Linked DNA regions of Homo sapiens: region 1 is linked to region 2. A link is an interaction called in ENCODE POLR2A ChIA-PET data of the cell type or tissue named here. Cell type or tissue: Caco-2. All regions are shown on one strand. Each heading gives the region's core, and the rest is flanking DNA. Links, peaks and the distances in the headings are about the cores only. Region 1 overlaps GREB1L-DT (GREB1L divergent transcript). Region 2 overlaps GREB1L (GREB1 like retinoic acid receptor coactivator).

What was found. Peaks named below come from ENCODE experiments on the same cell type or tissue, not always from the same donor. Only the 100,000 strongest peaks of a DNase experiment are listed, where the experiment ranks them.
Region 1: POLR2A ChIA-PET joins it to region 2 with 6 read pairs; 5 of 35 experiments call an interaction of 5 or more read pairs at or near these places.

The regions. Positions count from the first base shown.
Region 1 is chr18:21,228,896-21,241,125 of GRCh38, reverse strand. It overlaps GREB1L-DT (GREB1L divergent transcript), which reads left to right. Exons shown (of 3, transcript NR_183513.1): 3 at 119-451. Among named protein-coding and RNA genes, the nearest start is that of GREB1L, 7.2 kb to the left of the region's middle. In Caco-2, for the core only: no CTCF peak of the experiment used is centred there; no DNase peak of the experiment used is centred there.
Region 2 is chr18:21,399,258-21,411,487 of GRCh38, reverse strand. GREB1L (GREB1 like retinoic acid receptor coactivator) reads right to left here. Exons shown (of 33, transcript NM_001142966.3): 6 at 10,162-10,338; 7 at 7,494-7,616. GREB1L-AS1 (GREB1L antisense RNA 1) reads left to right here. Exons shown (of 4, transcript NR_187982.1): 2 at 9,589-9,667. Among named protein-coding and RNA genes, the nearest start is that of GREB1L-AS1, 46 kb to the left of the region's middle. RefSeq lists enhancers at 8,459-8,958, 8,959-9,460. In Caco-2, for the core only: no CTCF peak of the experiment used is centred there; a DNase peak (open chromatin) is centred at 6,847.

The DNA of each region.
Region 1 (12,230 bases), core at 1,317-9,316, 170 kb after region 2:
TCAATTAAACTAGTTCTCATACGATGTCCCAGTACTTTTGTTTGCTTGTCTTGCATTTTTCTTTTTTGCCATATCCGAAATACATTTTTTTCTTTCCTGTCACTTTTGATCCATGCAGAGGGAATGGACTGGAAGTTTGGAATCACCGGAAAATAACAAGGCATAGCTAAGCTGTGACTAGCAAGATAAACGATTTGTTCGAGGTTTGATTGTCCTTTCCCTCCTCCACTCGGAAGACATAGTTGTCTTTTTTTAAATCATGTTTTGTACCGAAATATTTTTATTTTATAATTGAATCCCTGTTGTTGGGCCTTTAAAAACCCATAGAAACATTGTTATGTGCCACGAAGGTGGGAAACACGGCTTTCTCAGTCATTGCTGTACTCCCACAATTCTGGGTCATGCACACAATACAGGTTTAGTAAATAAAATCCGTATGTTTTTGGCCCCACGCGGTGGCTCATGTCTGTAGTCCCAGCGCTTTTAGCCTGGGTGACAGAGACCCTGACTCAAGAGTGTGTGTGTGTGTGTGTGTGTGTGTGTGTGTGCGCGCGCGCGCGCGGGCGGGCTTTAAAATAACTACAACAGAAAGGTGCAGATGATTAGCAATAGCTAAAAGAATCCAAAGTCACTTAGTAAACTCATCATGAGAACTGGCCATACACGTGGAAAAGACAGTGCTGTAGAAACTGAAATTTTAAGTTCACCTGGTGAATATAAACTAAGCTCATAGAAGTTAAAGCAGGTGAGAATCTTTTGAAAAACTCAACCCATCACAAGGTCTGTAGAGTGTGTGGGGGTTGGGCAGAAGCAAAACACCTTCCAATTTAAAGATAAGGACACTGAACAAGGAGCCGCTTTAAAGTAAAACCACCAGTGCAGTTTTCTCTCTTAGTGCAAGGACCATTTGTTGAGTGCCAGGTACACTAGACCCTAGAAATGTGAAAGCAAATCTGGCAGTCACTCAAGGACCATAGTCTAATATTACAGGACTCTGGTATTCATTCTTCATCCATTCAACAGATATTGAGCACCTAATGTGAGTTAGACGGCACAATATATCAGTAGTAGTGGTGATTTGTCAGTAAACAAGGCAAGTCCCTAACAAGGGTAAAAGTGAGAGTAATCTATATATCCTGGTAGATTGAAAAGAGTTCAATGCCATCTTCATTAGATAACAAACTCCCAGCCGGGTACAGTGTCTCACGCCTGTAATCCCAGCCCTTTGGAGGCCAAGGCAGGTGGAACACTTGAGGTCAGGAGTTCGAGACCAGCCTGACCAACATGGTGAAACCCCATCTCTACTAAAAATGCAAAATTAGCTAGGTGTTGGTGGCACACACCTGTATTCTCAGCTACTTGGGAGGCTGAGGCAGGAGAATCGCTTGAATCCTGGAGGCGGAGGTTGGAGTGAGCCAAATTGCGCCATTGCACCCCCAGCCTGGGCAACAAGAACAAAATTCCGACTCAAAAAAAAAAAAAAAGATTTCACACTCCTGTGTCCTGAATTTGTGTTTCTGCCTTGTCTTCCCTTTGGGATTTCTATGTCCCTCAGCATGCCCAGTAGACCTCCATAATTATAAAAGATGATAGGGTTCAGAGTGAACATTCTGAAAAAAGGTCCCATAGTTTTGAATCCTGACTCCAGCCTGGTGACAGAGTGAGACTATGTCTCAAAAAGAAAAAAAAAAAAAGAAGATGCATTAGTGCCTGAAACACTTTTTTTTTTTTTTTTTTTTTTTTTTTTTTTTTTGAGACAGAGTTTTGCTCTTGTTGCCCAGGCTGGAGTGTAGTGGCATGAACTCGGTTCACTGCAACCTCTGCCTCCCAGGTTCAAGCGATTCTCCTGCCTCAGCCTCCTGAGTAGCTGGGATTACAGGTGCCCGCCACCACGCCTGGCTAATTTTTTGTATTTTTAGTAGAGACGGGGTTTCGCCATGTTGGCAGGCTGGTTTCAAACTCCTGACCTCTGGTGATCTGCTCGCCTCAGCCTCCCAAAGTGCTGGGATTACAGGTATGAGCCACCATGCCCAGCCCGGAACACTATTAAATGTTGACTGTGATCATTGCCTGTGCATCCCTCCACTCTCTCCCATAACAGTGATTCCCAAGTGTTTCTACATAGATACGCTGCCTTAAAACCCTAAATTTAGTGAAAAATATGAGACTCACAACAGAGTTCATACATAAATGGCAGAATCCTTCTGGGTAGTTACTGTGACGATCCTTCACCTTGGCAGTGGAGGAAGTTCTATGATTACATCCTGGTTCTGCTCTCAAGGATGAACACCACTTTGCATTTATTTCTGTGGCCCTTGGCTCCACACTCTGGAATATTCTTCCTTGTTCATTATTCTCCATGACCATATCTGAAGTGCAACTAGGAAGTAAGCCCTCCAGAGACTTCACAGTTTTCACAGCGCATTTCCTGCTGGTATAAGTTTGGAGTCCTGAGGGCTCATTCATACTTAAGGATTTTGTTTTGTTTTTGGTTTTGTTTGTTTGTTTTTCCTTTTTGTGGACAACGAGGTCTTGCTATGTTGCCCAGGCAGGTCTCAAACTTCTGGGCTCAAGCCATCCTCCAGTCTCTGCCTCCCTAAGTGCTGGGATTATAGGCATAAGCCACGACTCCTGGCCTACATGTAAGGCATTTTAAAGGCCAGGTTTATAGCTGATTTGACCTTACGGTTTTCTTAGACACTTAGTAGACTATTCTCTTCCTATGAGTTCCATGGACCAGTAATCATACCCAAAGTTCTTTCCTGGGCAAAGCTGCAAATACTTTATTTCTTTGCTTCCTCACTGTGTTTCCCTTTCTCTCAATTTAAGATCTGAGGCTTAGTGGCTCAGCATACGCATGCATTATAAGAATTCACCTTCTGGCCGGGCGCGGTAGCTCACGCCTGTAATCCCAGCACTTTGGGAGGCCGAGGCGGGCCGATCACAACGTCAGGAGATTGAGACCATCCCGGCTAACATGGTGAAACCCCGTCTCTACTAAAAATATAAAAAATTAGCCAGGCGTGGTGGTGGGCGCCTGTAGTCCCAGCTGCTCAGGAGGCTGAGGCAGGAGAATGGCGTGAACTCGGGGGCAGAGCTTGCAGTGAGCCGAGATCATGCCACTGCAGTCCAGCCTGGGTGACAGAGTGAGACTCCGTCTCAAAAAAAAAAAAAAAAGAATTCACCTTCTACTAGAAAGGGTGCTACTACTTTCCCACTCAAAGCCAATTCACTGGAAAGGAAAACCAACCTACCACCATCTTCGTCAGAGGGGAAGATACACTGTGGGGAACCGAACAAAGGTCTCTCTAATTCCAGATCGGATGCCAGTTACCAATGCTGAATGATCTAGATCTTCACTTAGAAATATGAGCAGATAAAAAATATCACCAATCATAAGGAGAGAATCTACCATTTGAAAGAAGAGGACCAAATGAGAGCAAATATCACCCACTAAAATGGAGTTAATGCAGGAAATAAGACAAAACTTTTTTAAAAATCTTGTTCATGTTCTTAGTGAAATTTAAAGAGTAACAAGCAGGTTGTGAAAATGAAGCAATCTGAAAACCAGAATGATGTTGGAAATTAAACAGTAGATGACTATTTAAGTTGAAAAAACTAAGCAGTTAATAGAAAAAATGGATACTGCTGAAAACTGAATTAGTAAATTATAAGACCATCTCAATATTTCCAGAGTACAGAGCAAAAAGATGAAGAAATTGAAATTGTGAAAGAAAAAATAAAAGAGAAAAAATAAATTCAGGGGAGCTACTATTGATATGTTGGAAGCTTGAAAAATAAAATGGAGCACATGATATACACTATAACTGCAAAACATCATTAAAAGAAATGAAAGAAAACCTAAGTAAATGGAAAGACATCCTGTGTTACTGGATTTAAAGACCTAACATTGTTAAGATGGCAGTAATCTCCAGGTTGATCTACAGATGCAATATAATCTCTATCAAATTCCATTTGCCTGTCTTGTAGAAATTGATAAGCTGATCCTATAATTCATATGGAAATGCAAGGGATCAAAAATAGCCAAAATAAACTTAAGAAAAAAGAACCTAGTCAGAGGACTACACTTCCCAATTTCAAACCTCATGACAAAGCCATAGTAATCGAGACAATGTGGTGCTCATATAAGTACATACAGATCAACAGAATAGAATTAAAAGTTCAGAACTAAACCCATGCATCTGTGGTCAACTGGTTTTCAACAAGGATATCAAAATAATGCAATACATTGGGAAAGAATAGTCTTTTCAATAAATGGTGCTGGGACAGGTGGATATCCACATGAGAAAGAATGAATTTGACATCTACTTTACAGCAGATACAAAAATTAACTTAAAATAGATCACAGATCTAAATGTAAGAGCTGAAACTGTAAAACTATAGAGTTATTTGACACTGGATTAGGTTTCTTAATATGACACCAAAAGTACGAGCAACAAAGGAAAAAGCTAGATAAATTGATTCATAAAAATTGAAAACCTTTGTATATCGAAGGACAGAATCAAGAAAGTGAAAAGACAACCCATAATACGGGAGAAAATATTTGCAAATCATCTATCTGATAAATATCTATTATGGAGATATATAAATATCTATTATGTAGATATATAAAGAACATATATGTATATATATAAAGAATATTTGATGCTTCTTGCAATTAAATAAAACTCAATAAAGAGGTAAATAGAGAAAACAAAAAGTACTGGAGAGTAAAAGCCCCGTGGGATCTAAAAAATTATTGATAATGTTTTTATAAAATCTAATACAAATGCTATATAGCATAGAAAAAACAAAAATTGAAATATTAAAAATAATCTGTAATTAAAATCCCAGTTTATTTCAATAAATTTGGGTGGTATGGGCCCTTGGGGAGTGAATTTTAACCGTTAAAAGTCTCACTATGTTTGGAGAAGAGAATGGGAAATAAGAAAATATATACCACCAGGCACAGTGGTTCACGCCTGTAATCCCAGCATTTTGGGAGGCCAAAGCAGGAGGATCACTTGAGCCCAGGAGTTTGAGACCAGCCTGGGCAACATCGTGAGACCTTGTCTCTATAAAAAATAAACAAATTAGTCGGGTGTGGTGGCATGATCCTGTTGTCCCAGCTACTTGGGAGGCTGAGGTGGGAGAATCACTTAAGGCCAGGAAGTTAAGGCTACAATATCCATTATGGTGCCACTGCACTCCAGTCTGGGTGACAGAGATCCTGTCTTAAAAAGAGAAAAGATACATCCTTTTTTTCTTTATAAGCATATCAGTTATTTATAAACATATCAGGTTTTTTTTTTGTTTTGTTTTAAAGATACTGACCACAACTTCTTGTAGAACTTTCAAATAATTTGAGAAGAAAGAAATACAAAGAAACCAAAACCAATACCACTTCACCAACACCACAAAAGTCAGGAAGAAAAGGGAAAAACAAAGCATAAAAAAGAGAAAACACAATTTAAGGTGTATGAATACATTCTTAGCATCAATAACAACAAATTCAGTGGGCTAAATTTCCCTATTGAAAGACAAAAATCTCTCTGAAAAAACAGAAGAAAATACAGCTATATTCTCTTTATGAATAATATCTGAATTAAAACAACATAGATTGAAATTAAATGAATGGCCAACAAAGGTAAAACAAGTGAAGACAAAAAGAAGCAAAAGTAGCAATATAAAATCAAAGTGAAATTGATGATTTAAAAGAAAGCATGGGCCGGGCCTGGTGGCTCATGCCTGTATATCCAAGCACTTTGAGAGGCCAAGGCAGGCAGATCACAAGGTCAAGAGATCCAGACCATCCTGGCCAACATGGTGAAAGGCTGTCTTTACTAAAAATACAAAAATTAGCTGGGCGTGGTGGTGTGCACATGTAGTCCCAGCTACTCGGGAGGCTGAGGCAGGAGAATCACTTGAACCCAGGAGGCAGAGGTTGCAGTGAGCCAAGATTACGCCACTGCACTCCCGCCTGGCGACAGAGCAAGATTCTATCTCAAAAAAAAAAAAAAAAAAAGCACTGCCAGGCATGGTGGTGCATGCCTGTAATCTCAGCTACTCAGGAGGCTCAGGTGGAAGGATCTCTTGAGGCCAGGAGATTGAGACCAGCCTGGGCAACATAGCGAGAACACCACCCCACCCCTGCTGCCACCTGCCCCATCTCAAGAATCAATGAATGGGCCAGCTGCGGTGGCTCATGCCTGTAATTCCAGCACTTTGGGAGGCTGAGGTGGGCGGATCATGAGGTCAGGAGTTTGAGACCAGCCTGACCAACATGGTGAAACCCTGTCTCTACTAAAAATACAAAAATTAGCCAGACATGGTGGTGCACACCTGTAATCCCAGCTACTCAGGAGGCTGAGGCAGGAGAATCACTTGAACCCAGGAGGCACAGGTTGCAGTGAGCTGTGCCACTGCACTCCAGCCTGAGCGACAGAGCAAGACTCCATCTCAAAAAAAAAAAAAAAATGAATGAATGAATACAAAAAATAAGCATTAAGTAGGACAAGACAAAAGAATAGTGAGTATCTTTTGAACACACCTGTAGTGAGAATGCTTTAAATACATCTCAAATAATCTTTACTACTCCATGGAGTGACTGTGGTTAATGCTTTCTTTCATTTTGCAAATGAGGACTAGACATCAGAGAGATTAAATGATGTTCATAGTTCACAGTGATAGATGGACATGGAACTCAAACCCTGATATGCTAATTCTAAAGTGCAAGCTCATAACACCAAAATATTTAAATAAATAACTAATGGGGATAAAAGAATTTATTTTAAAATTTTTAACCCATTTCTTTAAGAATTTGACAGATCGCATAGACCAAAAATAAACAGAGAGGATTTGGAAAAATAAAACACATATGTCAGGAGGCTGAGGCAAGAGAATCGCTTGAACCTGGGAGGCAGAGGTTGCAGTGAGTGGATATCGCGCCACTGCACTCCAGCCTGGTGTCAGAGTGAGACTCTGTCTCAAACAAACAAACAAACAAGAAAACACATGTAATACATATAGATAACGTTGAACTCTAAAAAGATAGTACATGCATTCTTTTCTTTCTTTCTTTTTTTTTTGGATGGAGTTTTACTCTTGTTGCCCAGGCTGGAGTACAATGGCATGATCTCGGCTCACTGCAACCTCTGCCTCACAGGTTCAAGCGATTCTTCTACTTCAGCCTCCCAAGTAGCTGGGATTACAGGCACCCACCACCACGCCCAGCTAATTTTTTGTATTTTCAGTAGAGACAGGGTTTCACCATGTTGGCCAGACTGGTCTCGAACTCCTGACCTCAGGTGATCCACCCACCTCGGCCTCCCAGGGTGCTGGGATTACAGGCATGAGCCACTGCACCCGGCCTACATGCATTCTTTTCTAAAGTCCAAGAATATTTACAAACATTGAAATGTTCTAAACCACAAGGAAAATCTTAACAAATTCTAAAGAATGGAAATCTAGAGCTTAAGCCATAGTTTTTGACCCTAAAATAAGAAAACTACAAATTAATTATTAAAAGAATAAATCTGCTTGATGAGTTAATTTTTTCTATATAAAAAATAAATATAATCTGCAATTACAGATTAGTTAGAAGTTATGAACAGTTAAAACATACTTACTAAAACCCAGGGGTTCATGACATTGGATTTGGGAATGATTTCTGAATATGACACCGAAAGCGCAGGCAGCAAAAGTAATAACAGATAAAACAGACTACATCAAAATAAAAAACTGTGCATCAAAGGACACAATCAAAGAGGGAAAAGAAAAATTACAGAATGACAGAAAACATTTGCGAATCTTGTTTCTGATAAGCGGTTAATACTCAGACTATATAAGGAACTCCTAAACTCAATAACAACAACAAAAGACCAGGCTGGGCGCAGTGGCTCACACCTGTAATCCCAGCACTTTGGGAGGCCGAGACAGGCAGATCACTTGAGGTCAGGAGTTCAGGACCAAGCTGGCCAACATGGTGAAACCCTGTCTCTGCTAAAAATATAAAAATTAGCTGGGCGTGGTAGCACGTGTGCCTGTAATCCCAGCTAGTCAGGAGGCTGAGGCAGGAGAATCACTTGAACTCAGGAGGCAGAGGTTGCAGTGAACCAAGATCGCCCCACTGCACTCCAGTTTGGGTGACAAAGTGAGACTCCATCTCAAAAAACAAACAAACAAAAAACCAAAAGACCAACCAGATCAAAAAACAGGCAAAGAATTTGAGTAACATTTTCCTAAAGAAGACATACAAATGGCCAACAAGCACATGAAAGATGCTCAACAACACTAATCACTAGGGAAATGCAAATCAAAGCCACAATGAGGTACCACCTTATACCCAGCAGCATGGCTACTATTAGAAAGAAAGAAAAAATAAAATAACAAGTATTGTCAAGAATGCGGAAAAATCGGAATCCTTGTGCGCTGCTGGCAGGAATGTAAAATGGTACGGCTGCTGTGGAAAACAGTATGGCAGTTCTTCAAAAAATTAAAAACAGAATTGCCACACATGATCCAGTAATTCTGGATATACACTTAAAAGAACTGAAAGCAGAGACTCAAGAGAGATTTGTACACCCATGTTCATAGCAGCATTATTAACAATAGTCAAAAGGTAGAAGCAACCCAAGTATCCATTACAGATGAATCAATAAATGAATCAATAAACAAAATGTGATAAATACATACAATGGGATATTATTCTGCCTTAAAAAGGAAGGACCTCTGACACATGGATCAGCCTTGCTTTAAAAGCAAGCCTTGCCAGCTTGCTTTTAAAACTCTCTAGGTTATTTTATTTTGTTTTATTTTATTTTATTGAGATGGGGGGTCTCACTGTCACCTAGGCTGGAGTGCAGTGGTGCAATCTCAGCTCACTGCAACCTCTGCCTCCCAGGCTCAAGAGATCCTCCCACCTCACCCTCCTAAGTAGCTGGGATTACAGGTGCACACCACCACACCCAGCTAATTTTGTATTTTTAGTAGAGACGGGATTTTGCCATGTTGGGCAGGCTGGTCTCAAACTCCTGACCTCAAGCAATCTGTCCACTCAACCTCCCCAAGAGTTGGGATTGCAGGCATGCGCCATCACACCTAGCCTAGGTTATTTCATAATGTCCTCTTTAAATGCTTACCTCTCTTCACAGATACATTTTAGTAGAGAGATAATAATATCTGATTTTTTTGAGACTACACAGAATGAGTTGTTGGAATTTTTCATGTTTCCTTGGATTGTTTTTCTTAGGTTTTTTTTTTGTTTTTTGTTTTTTGTTTTTTTGAGATGGGAGTTTTGCTCTTGTTGCCCAGGCTGGAGTATAATGGCGCGATCTCGGCTCACTGCAACCTCCCCATCCCGGGTTCAAGCGATTGTCCTGCCTCAGCCTCCCAGGTTGCTGGGATTATAGGTACCTGCCACCATGCCCGGCTAATTTTTTGTGTTTTTAGTAGAGATGGGGTTTCACCATGTTGGCCAGGCCGGTCTCGAACTTCTGACCTCAGGTGATCCACCTGCCTCGGCCTCCTAAAGTGCTGGGATTACAGGCGTAATGGTTTTTCTTTTTAACTTTTTGCTTGTTTCTTTCACATTTTTAATTTATTTACTTATTTTCCATTCTTATACATGTTTCATGCTGATATTTTCTTATTTTAATTACTTAAGTAATTCAGTTAATTGCTGAAGAATAGTGTGGGGTGGAGGAACTGGGCAAAGGTTAAATAAATTGAGGGAGTCCCAGCTATGATTTGGAATTTTTGGTCATTAATGAACTCTTATCAAATTTGATATATCCTTTCTCCACGGACATGTCTCCTTTTAGTTTTGGACATTAAAAAGACAGTGTTGGCCGGGCGCAGTGGCTCATGCCTGTAATCGCAGCACTTTGGGAAGCCAAGGCAGGCAGATCACTTGAGGTCAGCAGTTGGAGACCAGCCTGGCTAACATGGTGACACCTCATCTCTACTAAAAATATAAAAATTAGCCAGGCATGGTGGTGCACGCCTGTAATCTCAGCTATTTGGGAGGCTGAGGCAGAAGAATTGCTTGAACCCGGGAGACAGAGTTTGCAGTGAGCCTAGATCGTAGCACTGCACTCCAGCCTGGGCGACAGAGCAAGACTCCATCTCAAAAAAAAAAAAAAAATGCACAGTAAACCTTTACATCTTTTCCCTGTCATCCAGTAATCACTGTCTCCCGTCTTTCCATTTTACCTCTGACAGTCTCCCTTGGCCTCACTACTGAGTTATCAGTGATAAAAATGCCATGGTTACATAATTTCTATGACTTACCTCAGATGTTCTGTAATATAGTACTTTCCCCTTACCTCAGGGGATACATTCCGAGACCCCCCAGTGGATGCCTAAAACAATGGATAGTACCAAACCCTATATCTACTGTGCTTTTTCGATCCGGTAACCAAGACACTACTAAGTGACTAACAGGTGAGTAGCAGAGATAGGGACACCTCTGTTTTATTGTGCTTCACTTCACCGTACTTCAGATACTGCATTTTACAGACTGAAGGTTTGTGGTAACCCTAAATCAAGCAAGTCTATGCGTGCCATTTTTCCAGCAGTGCTTACTTCATGTCTCTGTGTCACATTTTTGTAATTCTTAAGATATTTCAAACGTTCCCTTTTTTTTTTTTTTTTTTTGGAGATGGAGTCTTGCTCTTGTCACCCAGGCTGGAGTGCAGTGGCATGATCTCGGCTCACTGCAACCTCCGCCTCCCGGGTTCAAGCGATTCTCCTGCCTCAGCCTCCTGAGTAGCTGGCGTTACAGGCACACACCACCACACCCAGCTAATTTTTGTATTTTTAGTAGAGACGGGGTTTTGGGTTTTCCCGTGTTGGCCAGGCTGGTCTTGAACTCCTGGCCTCGGGATCCACCCACCTCGGCCTCCCAAAGTGCTGGGATTACAGGCATAAGCTACCGCGCCTGGCCCAAACTTTTCCATTATTATTATATCTGTTAGGTGATCTGTGATCACTGATCTTTGATGTAACTATTGTAATTGTTTTGGGGTGTCATGAACCATGCCCATCTACATACGACGGCGAACTTAATACATAAATGTTGTGTGTGTTCTGACTGCTCCACCAAGCAGCCATTCCCACTTCTCTCTCCCTTACCTCAGACCTCCCTTTTCTGTGAGACACAATAAGATTGAAATTAGGTCAATTAATAACCCTACAATGGCCTCTAAGTGTTCAAGTGAAAGGAAGAGTCACCACATGTCTCTTTCTTTGTTTGTTTTTTTTTTTTTTTTTTTTTTTTGAGACAGAGTCTAGCTCTGTCGCCCAGGCTGGAGTGCAGTGGCACAATTTTGGTTCACTGCAAACTCCGTTTCACAGGTTCAAGTGATTCTCCTGCCTCAGCCTCCCAAATAGCTGGAATTACAGGCGCCCACCACCACACCCAGCTAATTTTTGTATTTTTAGTAGAGACGGGGTTTCACTGTGTTGGCCAGGCTGGTCTCGAACTCCTGACCTCATGATCCTCCCACCTCAGCCTCCCAAAGTGCTCGGATTACAAGCGTGAGCCACTGGGCCCAGCCGTCTCTCACTTTCAATCAAAAGCTAGAAATGATTAAACTTACTGAGGAAGGCATATCAAAAGCTGAGGGAGGCCAAAAGCTACACTTCTTGCACCAAACAACGAAGTTGTGAATACAAAGATAAAGTTCTTTTTTTTTTTTTTTTTTTTTTTTTTTTGAGACAGGAGTCTCACTCTATTGCCCAGGCTGGAGTGTAGTGTGACTCAATCTCGGCTCACTGCAACCTCTGCCTCCTGGGTTCAAGCAATTCTCCTGCCTCAACCTCCTGAGCAGCTGGGATTACAGGCGCCCACCACCATGCCTGGCTAATTTTTGTATTTTAAGTAGAGACGGGGTTTCACTATGTTGGCTAGGCTGATCTTGAACTCCTGACCTTAAGTGATCCGCCTGCCTCAGCCTCCCAAAATGCTGGGATTACAGGCGTGAGCCATCGTGCCTGGCCAGAAAAAGTTCTTGAAGGAAATTAAAAGTGCTACTCCAGTGAACACACAAATAAGACAGTGAAACAGCCTTATTGCTGAAATGGAGAATGTCTAAGTGGCCTGGATAGATCAAACCAACCACAACATTCTCATAAGCCAAAGCCTAAACCAGAGCAAGACCCTAACTCTAACTCTCTTCAATTCAATGAAGGCTGAGAGTGCTGGAAGCAATGGAAGAAAAGTCTGAAGC
Region 2 (12,230 bases), core at 1,908-9,907:
ACGCCTGTAATCCCAGCACTTTGGGAGGCCGAGGCAGGCGGATCATGAGGTCAGGAGATCGAGACCATCCTGGCTAACATGGTGAAACCCCGTCTCTACTAAAAATACAAAAAATTAGCTGGCCATGGTGGCGGGAGCCTGCAGTCCCAGCTACTCGGGAGGCTGAGGCAGGAGAATGGTGTGAACCCGGGAGGCGGGGCTTGCAGTGAGCTGAGATGGCGCCACTGCACTCCAGCCTGGGCGACAGAGTGAGACTCTGTCTCAAAAAAAAAAAAAGAATCCTTGCCAACATCAACTATTTGTCATTCTTAAATTCACTGCCAATTTGGGATCTGAATATAGTATCTTGTATTTTTAATTTAATTTTCCTCATTACCAAAGTAGTTAATCATCTTTTCATGTATTTATTGCCAACTTGGATATTCTCTTTTGTGAAGTGCCTGTTGAAGTTTCTGCTCACTGTTTCTATTGACATACTTCTCTTATTAATTCATAAGTATTCTTTTTTTTTGTTTTTGTTTTTGTTTTTCTTAAGATAGAGCCTAGCTCTGTTGCCCAGGCTGGAGGGCAGTGGCAAGATCCTAGCTCACTGCAGCCTCAACCTCCTGGGCTCAAGTGATCCTCCTGCCTCAGCCTCCCAAAGAGTGAGCCATGTGCCTGGCCCATAAGTATTCTTTATATATTCTTGATACTAGTTCTTTGTTAGTTTTATGTATTACACATATCATCTCCCAATTTATGGCTTTTTTTTTTACTCTATGGTGACTCCTAATAGTTAGAAGTTATAATTTTAATGTAGTAAAATATCAGTCTTTTCCTTTATGATCAACACTTTGTCTTTTTTTTTTTCTGTCTCCCAGGCTGGAGTGCAGTGGCACGATCTTGGCTCCCTGCAACCTCTGCCTTCTGGGTTCAAGCAATTCTCCTGCCTCAGCCTTCCCAGTAGCTGGGACTACAGACACTTGCCACCACACCTAGTTAATTTTTATGTTTTTGGAGAGACAGGGTTTTGCCATGTTGCCCAGGCTGGTCTTGAACTTTGGGGCTCAAGCGACCTACCCACCTCAGCCTCCCAAAGTGCTGGGATTACAGGCATGAGCCACCGTGCTGGCCTTTATATATAATATTATAATAATATATTCACCTTTATACTGACAGTTATAAAACATAATTTGACATATTTTTCTACAGAGGAAGAGCCTACATAGGCAAAGATATCTAGGGCCCAAGAAAATCATAAAGTGGCCCTGCTTCATAGAGTCTTCCTAAAAGCCATACTATTAGTGACAGGGGCAGAGCTTAGGAGGCTCACCCCATGCTTCCCTACAAGCTAAGGGATAAAACATGTGTTCTTCTAATGGTGGATGAGCATATTATCTTCATTTAGAAAGACAGTACATACCAGTACTATTAATAAATTAATAAAGACTAAATTAATAATCCCCAAATGCTAATTTCTAATTTAAATAAAAACAGAATTCAAATAACATTTATTTCCAGGCATTTGTCTGGTACTAGGTGATACAGAGATAAACAAAAAGAACATAAAGCTTCTAGCGTATAAGAGAATATACATGGTTTGCAAATCATTATAACAGGGAACAGTGTCACACAAGCAGAAGTGTGGTAGCAAGGCTAAGTCATTCCTCACAAAGATGCAAAACAGGCGTTGTTAATTTCAGTTTTTGCAAATGAGGAAAGGAAACCAAGGCACAGAAAAATTGATTGGCTTGCCCCAATTTTCAGCCAATATATGTCAGGTACAGTATCTTAATAGCAGAACTCTGACTCCCAGCCCTGTGCTGTTTACCATCTGCTCTGAAAAACTGCTCACCCCACTGTAGATATTCAATAAATTAGATTGTATTAAACTGAAAGAGAAACAGTGCCACCCCAAAGGATTATGAATTTTCTCAGAGCAGCTTTTTAATCTATTTTTCTAGCTTAATTGAGGCATACTTTATGTATAAAATTTGCCCATTTCAACTATACAATTCAATGATTTTTAGTAGCCTTACCAAGTTGTGTAACCATCACCATAAATCAATGTTAGAACATTTTCATCCCCTTAATAAGAATGCTCACACCCCATTTTCTGTTCATCTCCATTCCCACTCCCTGCTCCAGGCAAGCACTAATCTACTTCCTTCCTCTATAAATTTGCCTTGTCTGCACATTTCATATACACAGAACCATACAATATGTGGTCTCTTTCATCTGGTTTATTTCACTTAACATCATATTTTTGAGATTTACCCATGACATAGCTTATGTCGACAGTTTGTTTCTTGTTATCGCTGGATGGTATTCCATTATATGGATACATCACATTTTTGTCCAGCCATTCACAAGTTAATCAACATTTAGGTTGTTGCTAGCTTTTTGTTATAACGAATAATGATGCTATGAACATCTGCATGCAAGTTTTTATGAGAACATATATTTTCATTTCTCTTGGGTAGATACCTGGGAGTGGAATTGCTGGGTTGCATGGTAGTTTTATGTTCAACTTTTTGAGAAATTGCCAAACTGTATTCCAAAATGGCTGCCACATTTTACCAATGCATTCCTATCAGTGGTGTATAATGGTTCCCACTTCTCCACACCCACAGACACTTGTTACTGTCTTTTTTATGACAGCTGTTCTAGAGGATGTGAAGTAGTATCTCATTACTTTTTTTTTTTTTTTTTTTGAGATGGAATTTCTCTCTTTTTGCTCAGGCTGGAATGCAATGGTGCAATCTCGGCTCACTGCAACCTCCACCTGCCGGGTTCAAGTGATTCTCCTGCCTCAGCCTCCCGACTAGCTGGAATTACAGGCATGCACCACCACACCTGGCTAATTTTGTATTTTTAGTAGAGACGGAGTTTCTCCATGTTGGTCAGGCTGGTCTCAAACTTCTGACCTCGGATGATCCACCTGCCTCGGCCTCCCAAAGTGCTGGGATTACAGGTGTGAGCCACCGCACCTGGCTCTCATTATGGTTTTGATTTGCATTTCCCTGACTAATGATATTGAGCATCTTTTCATGTGCTTATTAGCCATTTGTATCTATTATTTGAAGAAATGTCTATTCCAAATCCTTTGCCCATATTTCAGTTGGACTGTCATCTTATTAAGCTGTAAGAGCTTTTGTAAATTCTGGGTGTTAATACTTTATTAGATTTGTGTTTTGCTAATATTTTTACCACTCTGTTGTTTGCCTTTTCATTTCTTGATGGTGTCTTTTCATTGACAGATAATAACTGTACATATTTATGGGGTACACATATTTTGATACATGCATACAATATGTAATGATTAAATCAGGATAAATAAGATATCCATCACCTCAAACATCTATCTTTTTTTGTGTGTGTATTGGGAACATTCAAATCTTCTCTTCTAGCTATTTAAAAATATATATTATTGTTAACTATAGTCATGCTGCTCTGCTATCAAACACTAGAACTTATTTTTTCTATCTAACTTTATGTTTGTACACATTAGCCAACCTCTCTTCATCCCCATCTCCTCACCCTTTGCAGCCTCTGGTAACCATCATTCTACTCTCTGTCTCCATGAAATCAACTGTTTTTAGCTCCCACGTGTAAGTGAGAACATGTGATGTGTGTTGTTCTGTGCCTGGCTTATTTTATTTATGAGAATGACCTCTGGTTCCATCCATGTTCCTGCAAATGACAGGATTTCATGATTTTTTTACAACTAAATAGAATTCCATTGTGTATATATACCATATTTTCTTTATCCTTAAAATTTTGAAGTGTAAAAGTTTTGAATTTTGATGAGGTCCATTTTATCAATTTTTCCAAAAACAAATCCTTATATTTAGAGTTAATTGACTTATGAAGTTTAAAATATTTTAATTTTGATGAGGCCTATTTTATCAATTTTTCCAGAAACAAATCCTTATATTTAGAGTCATTTGACCAATGCAATTCACTGATGAGAAAACGGTCTGCTCAACAAATGGTGCTGGTACAACTGGATATCCACACATGAAAAGTTGAATTTAAGCTCTCATTTCATACTATACAAAAATTAATTCAAAATGACTCATAGACTTAACTGCAAGAGTTAAAACAATAAAGGCTTTAGAAAAATACTTGGAAATTTTCAAGATCCTGAGTTAGACAAATGTATTTTTCATCTATTCCTGAATTCTCGTCCCGATTAAACATCATCTATGTGTATGTCATGCTTATAATGCAGATAGATAAAAATATAGCCCCCTTCAGTAAAAATGATAGAATATTCCACTGAGATTGGTGGCCAAAATTTGAATTAGCAATTACATGAAAATGTTAAGAGAAGGCCAGGTGCGGTGACTCATGCCTGTAATCCCAGCACTTTGGGAGCCAAGGCTGGTGGATCACCTGAGGTCGGGAGTTCAAGACCAGCCTGACCAACATGAAGAAACCCCGTCTCTACTAAAAATACAAAAATCAGCCGGGCGTGGTGGCATGCGCCTGTAATCCCAGCTACTCGGAAGGCTAGGGCAGGAGAATCTCTTGAACTTGGGAGGCGGAGATTGCAGTGAGCTGAGATAGTGCCACTGCACTCCAGCATGGGTGTCACAGTGAGACTCCGTATCAAAAAAAAAAAAAAAAAGGAAGAAAATGTTAAGAGAAAATATGCAAGCAATAAGTGGTAACCCAGCCAGAACAGAATATATATAGCTTAGCAGGTAGAACTCAAGACAAAGGCATGCAAATAGTGCATTAAACTCTTCTTCAAATACCATACAATGTGTGTACCCATACTTGAGGCTAAAAACTGTTGATTACAGACAGTCACTGACTGCAGATTAAGATTAGGGAGAAAACAATCTCCTATAGAAAGGTGAATCTCAATCCATCAGTTAAGGAAGTGCTGCACATGCTAATATTTGCAATGGTATCATAATGCCAACATGAAATTTCTACAGTCCATTATGTTCAAGTGTCAGAAGAAAGAAATTATTGAAAAGTCTATAAACATAATTCATTAACACAAAAATTTTAGATACAAAGCATCACTTATAAAGGCACTTTCTTTTATTACATTTTCTGGGTTGCATCTGAAATTGTTAATAACTAATTTTCATGGTCAAATTACCACTTACATCCTCACAAGGGACACAAAAGAATGTGAGCATTAAAACTTGGCCACTGTGTTCACGGTGAGTCAGTCAGTGCCTTCCCCTTGCTCCTGGCCTGTGTCTCATGATGGCAACTGGGGAAGCCTTTGCTAAAGCCTGAATCTTGATTTCCTCTTTCAAAGCAAAATTTGTTTACAAATTATATTTTCCGGTAGAATTAAAATTGTATTACTTCTTATTAACATTTTAATATCGTCATTATTTTCAGGTACAACTGGTTATTTACATACCTACCTCTCCCTCTTAGGAAAGGTTACATGTTTTATTGTTCTTTTTTTTTTTTTTTTTAGACAGGGTCTGGCTCTGTTGCCCAGGCCAGAGTGCTGTGGTGGTATCTCAGCTCACTGCAACAGCACCCAGCTAATTTTTGTATTTTTAGTAGAGATGGGGTTTCACTATGTTGCCCAGTCTGATCTCAAACTCCTGAGCTCAAGGGATCCACATGCCTAGGCCTACCTACTAAAGTGCTGGGATTACAGGCATGAGCCACTGTGCCTGGGCCTGTTTTATTGTTCTTTAATCCCTTATATTAGTTTTTTTTCTTTTGCGACAGAGTCTCACTCCATCATCCAGGCTGGAGTGCAGTGGCACAATCTCGGCTCATTGCAACTTCCACCTCGTGGGTACAAGCAATTCTCGTGCCTCAGCCTCCCAGATAGCTAGAATTACAGGCGCATGCCACCATGCCCAGCTAATTTTTGTGTATTTGATAGAGACGGGGTTTTGCCATGTTGGCCAGGCCGGTCTCGAACTCCTGACCTCAAGTGATCTGCTCACCCCAGCCTCCCAAAGTGCTAGGATTACAGGCATGAACCACTGCGCCCAGCCATGAATGTTTTTTAAATCATTGCAGACATCAGTCGAGTACTGAAACCCTGCCTTACAGCAACTGATAAGGTTCTTAAAACGAAATAAACACTTGATACGTTTTTGTTGTAATGAAGTAAATCTTAGCTTTTAATACTGTGGTTTTAAAAATTATATTTCACAGCATAACATATCACGGGATCAATCAAATTACATAAATGATATTCTAAGAGAGACATGCAGGTGTTTCATTAATGTAATGAAGGCTATGCTTTCAATGGCCAGAGCCAAATGCTAACTTGTTTCTTTCTTGAATACCTAGTGACACCATGTTCTCTCATTTATTCTAAAGAGAAGTGGTCTATTCTCTTAGATCAGAGCCTCTATCTAAATCTCCCGTGCAATTTAAAAGCCAAACTTTTTACAATCCAGGAAGAGGTGGACTTAGCTGAGTACAGGCACATAGCAAGAAATGCCCCAAAGAAAGTTAGCCTTATTATCATTGCTGCTGCTGCTGCTAACATATTCTAATAATCACTTCTATCTTGAAAATAAGTAGAAACAATTGACCAGCTCATCAGAATTTCACATTAATTTGAAAGAGGTATGCTGTGTAGCAAATGAAGACCACCTTCTTCTCAATTTGTGATTAACACTGGCAAAGTACATATGCTATGAAGTTTGTGTATCAGATGAGTAAAATGTACTCCACAAAAAACAAGTGAACTGAAACAAATTCACAAAGTCTTTTAAAATACTTTCCTTCTTGCCTAAGATATAACCAAGGCTGGTTTTGAGTAATTTTCTCAAATACTATCTGCAGTGATCTTTTCAGGCAAAGCCCTCCAGCCCTTTGGCCACTTGGAACCATGAAGTTCCACCTGGAATCTTATCTTGGCCTCAGGGCCTGGGCTGGTGCTCTATACTGGAGGAATTTTTAGAAGCCTCAGACTGGTAGCTTATCTGCTCAGTAGGATCAGTCATTCTGCTGATCCTGCTCTGATATTGTGACCTAGTTTCAGGCACTAAGATTTTATCTAGTTATTCATAACCAAGTCCCTCTCTTGTATCACTAGAAACTAGATCCTGGATTCATCCGTTGTGATCCACAATCCTAGCTTAGGACCTTGTTTTGTATCCCAGATGGTGCACTACTCCCTATGACGTTCTGTGGGCTTAGTTAGAGCCCTACCCTGGAACTCCAGTCTTAATGACTGTGTCTCTAATACTTGCCACTGGATGGCTATGATGCAGACTCCCCTCATGTCTGGATTTCCACTTATTGCCTACTGTCAGTCTCCCCTAGAATGAGGTCCTAGGCTCCAGCTAAATTTCCTACCAGCTGTCAGGACTGTGAGGACTTGGATTCTGGTCATCCACAGATTAACCCATCTCAAGGCTGAATTCTAACTCTAATAGTAACTCAAGTAATACCTTTATTTTGAAATATCTCTATTCAAACCAGCCAGCAGTAAGTATATATTTTAAAAAGTCTCATTAAATATACATGTGATGCTTGAAATGCCAAAAGAAAATATCCCATACCTGTCTGAGTGAATCCTGATTTGTATCCATTAGTTGTCCCATTTTCTGGGGTCACAGTTGACGACACTGAAGAGCTTGGCTTAATAGAGTGGCAAGAAGCAGAGGATTGTCGGCTTCTACATTCTGGAAAAGAGTAAAAATCACATTGTATGAAGTGACCAATGTTCTGTTAAAACAGGTGATGGGGACGCAATCCATAAAATCTCTAAATTAAATCGCTGCTCCTTAAGCGGCAGCCACTTTAATTAGAGATCACCTTCCCCATCCTGACTCCAACAGAATGTTTCAACTAGTGAACACAATGCTTTTGTTTGGAAGACAAAGAAATGGTTTCAAAGAAATTGGACCTTTGTTCCCTACATACTAGTTCCCAGAGGAAAAATACTCGTAACCAATATAGTCATGCTAGTTTTATGGGTAAGACAGAGGTTAAAACATTAGTAATTTATGAAAACCTAATAGGCCTTTCAATACCAGTTAACATCCTACCTGGGATTGGTTTAAATGTAGAACAGTAACCTAGGGTCTGTCTAGGCTGCCTATAACCTATTCTCTTCTCAACCTTAATTTAGGTCCAAAAACAGAAGCAAAGAAAAATGTATAGGCAGTAGAGAAAAATTTTAAATGCTCAAATTAATATTATTCTCAGTTCTTATTAAAGGAGACAGCCAATAGTCAAAGTGGTTACGGATCATGATATGCCAAGCTTCATTTTAAGTAAGCCAGTATTAATGGGCCTCTGGTATATTTTAATAGTGCTTTGTACTGATTTAGGTAGATAGTAAATACTATGACAGCCTGTGGGACTGTTAACTTCCAACCAAATTTTACCCTATTCGTCTCAAAAAGTAGCATGTGAAAAAGGAATATAAATGATTTTATATGACAAAGTTAATTACAGATGGTCCTTTAGAGTGTCTCCAAGTTTATGAGATACATACAAGGACTGGAAGCAGTTTTCTATAACCTTCTATGCTATGACCTGCTATGAAGAGCTATTGTATTCTGGCCTAAGAGCTTATCTCCAATAGGTAATATACGCATATATGTATATTGATATTATATGTGTATATATATAAATTATATAAATAAATATAATTTCAGCTCCAAAATAGCAACTATTATAAACGTGAGGCTTCTTTCACAAATGTTATTCTTTATTAGAAAAATGAGGCCAGGCATAGTGGCTCATGCCTGTAATGCTACCACTTTGAGAGGCCAAAGTGGGTAGATGACTTGAGCCCAAGAGTTCGAGACCAGTCTGGGCAACATGGCGAAACCCTGTCCCTACAAAAAATACAAAAATTAGCCAGGCACAGTGGTGTGTATCTGTAGTCCCAGCTCCTTGTGAGGCTGAGGTAAGAGGATCACTTGAGCCTGGGGTGGGAGAGGTTGCAGTGAGCCACTGCAGTCCAGCCTGGGCAACAGAGTGAGAGCGTGTAAGAAAGAAAAGAAAAGAAAGGAAAGGAAGGGGAAAGGAAAGGAAAAGGAAAGGGAAAGGAAAGGGAAAGGAAGAAAGAAAAAGGGAAAGGAAAGGAAGGAAGAAAGAAAGAAAAGAAAAAGAAAAGAAAAAAAGATAAATGAAAAGAGAAGGAAAGGGAAGGAAGGAAGAAAGGAAGGAAGGAAGGAAGGATGAATTGCCACTGAGTACTAAGAAGTTAAAAATATTTTATGCAACCAAAACAAGGCTAAAGAAGGGAATTAAAAGGGAGGGAGGTGATACCTATCCTATTTTTATCCTTTTCTTAGGATTCATGACATTCAAAATGATTTTTCTGAGAAAAGTAATTTAATAGGATAAACACTTATCTATAATTCACCAGCTTATGATTCAGTGGTCACAAGCGTTAAGTTCTGATGATACCTGTCTCGGAATTATACCCATTTCCTAAAGAACTATATAATGCTACTTCAAAGATAACTAAGAGAAATTAAGGTGAAGGACTCAGAAACAAATCTGCAGTTGTAATTTGGAATATTATGCTGTTTTTCATAGTCAGGAAAAACATCAAAAATAGTTATTATATGGAGAAAAAAATCTCAGCACCTAAGAAACTGATCAATAGAATAATAATTAAATACTTCTTTTCTTTAGCACAGTGAAGAGAACTTCTGTCAATCCTGTCAAGCACATGAAGATGTGAAGTTTCAACTGGATTCATTTCTATAAATAAGTTAAGTTCTTCCTAATTTATAAGAAATAACACTTGGACAACTTAATAGTGTATTTTCCCAGGTATTATGAAGAGAACATTAATGTTTATTCTAAGTATGTTTAGGTCTAGTTAAAATAGAAAAAATACAGATGTTTGAGAATCTCCAAAGAAATTAAATAGAGTAAAAACGGCATCTAACCAAGGAGCTGTCACCCTGAGGTCCTCTCTAAAGGACAGAAGAGCTGGAAAGAGTCCATTTTTCCCCTTGAGAGCTGTACCCCCTTCCCAAGAGACGAATACAGAGACATTCACTTTCCTAAACTTGAATTGTCTCTGTTAAAATTAGTAAGGGGCAAGTCAAATAACCTACCAGAAGGCTTTAAATTTTGGGATATCCTTCTGAACTTAGGATATTTATCTGTATCCCACCTGAACTCTGAATCTTGTATGGGTCACTTGTCACCACCGTAAAATCTCCATTCCCTCCCCTTTTCTTCCTGGAAATTGACTACCTTTCCAGCAGATAAGAGGTCCTTTAGACAGTACACCCTGGGAGCTTCTGACTAGGTAGTACTTTAAGTGCTTCTGCTTCTTTGGCTGAGTGGTGAGCTTCAAGTTAATGTGGTTGGAAAATTCCGTGAAATATCGAAATCCTCTTTCTCCACAGCCGATACAATTTCCAGAAAACCCTGAAGTCAGGAAAACCAATGTTACTAATGGCCTTGTAAGTTGATACAATACTTTTACGTATTAAACAGCATAGAAACATTCACATTCTTTGACCCAAAAATGTCTCAATCTCAAGGAAATAATTCAGAGGGAAAAAAACCAGGTACATGTTTCTTTAGCAGAGTTATTTTATAACAGTGAAAGACTGGAAATAATTTAAATGCTGCTCTAAAAGGAAAGGAAAGGTTAATCTCTAAAAGATTAAGGAAATAGAGTAGATAAATACAGTAGATAATGGTTAAGGTTAAGGAAATAGAGCACATAATATAATGAAAAGCTTGGTTCTAGAATGTCTATTATTTCTTCCCCACATACTCCTTCCTTAGAGAACCTGCGTCCTCACCCTGGTTCTCTGCCCTCTCTACCACTCGAACTTGCCTCCATGGCCACAGCTGGTGAGCTTGTGGCCCACCGTCTGACCCAGTCTGGGACAGTCAGAATCTCTCTCCTGGAATTTTGAAATAAATACAAAAAGTCAGGCAGGTGGTACTGGACCCTGGATTTGTAAGGTTTTAGAGAATTGGAATCCGAATTAGGGTTATGTCAGCCACATGTAAGCTAAGGTACGGGAACCAAGAACCATGAAGGGAAGCTGATCTGCGAAGAGGAAAGCAGAGCACAGGCCAGATGTTCAAATTCAGGGCTTTGTCAGCTTCTAGTTTCTGTGAGATCTAGCTATACTTTCTGACAGGAGTTCCATGAGATTCCTATTTCCCCTTTTCTAACACCTGTTTATTCATACTGGCTTCTTATTCCTTTAGATCTAATATCCAAACAATTCCTCACTCAGACAAATCAAACAAAATAAAAATTTTGGTGACCTGGTTGGAACAGGGGACATGGAAAAAAGAAGAAACAGAAAACTGGGAGGATGAAAAGCCATACTTTTTTTTTTAATTGAAAATCAATTTTTCCATCCCCCTTAATACACAGAGTAAAGCAGACAATAAGAGTGAGTTCTTCTAGTTGTGTCTGATGAGGGCATAACACATTTACTGTTATATAGATGAACAGGAAAAAAAAAGTTGTAATAAGAAAGGGCATTCCATATCGTATAAAGGCAATATTTCTATATGTAAATAACAGAAAACAAATTCACTGATGAAGTGATACACTCTTTTCAGACCCCTAAGCTAACCTGATATATATTAATAATTAACAAAGATATATAAATAGAGAAGAGAAAAGCCACAAGGATTAAAGATAGAATATTTCACAACATCCTAATCTCAGAATGCTAACCATCAATTCAAAGCATTTATAAATTGGAAGTCCAATTTGTTATGATTCAATCAACAACTATTTATTGAGCATCTACCTATATGCTAGGCATTTTGCTAAACACTGGGGAAACAGTGGTGAAGAAGAGATATTCATAACCTCTGGTCAATCACATAGAATTAACAACTTATTACCGCCACTTTATAGACATGCAAACAATATAATTTTATAAATGACTTAAAATATATTCAGAGATGGATTGTATTTGAGAACATTTGACTATTTGTCCAATACCTTAAAGCAGTAGCCCCTCCCCGCCAAAAAAAGGTTGCCAGTGGCTGTCTAGGTCACTAAAGTTATCCATCCATCCATCTATCCACCCACCCATCCATCTATCCATCCATCCATCCATCCATCCATCCATCCATCCATCCAACCATCCATCCATCCAACCATCCAACCATCCATCCAACAAATACTGTACTCTATTATGTGCTAGACACTGTGGCAGGCACCAGGTTTTTTAGCACTGAACAAAGCAGACAAAGTCCCTGCCTTTGTGGAAACTACATTCTGGTCTGATTATGGCATCTTCATGGAAAACTGCCTGACCTGTGAAGTAGATATGCCA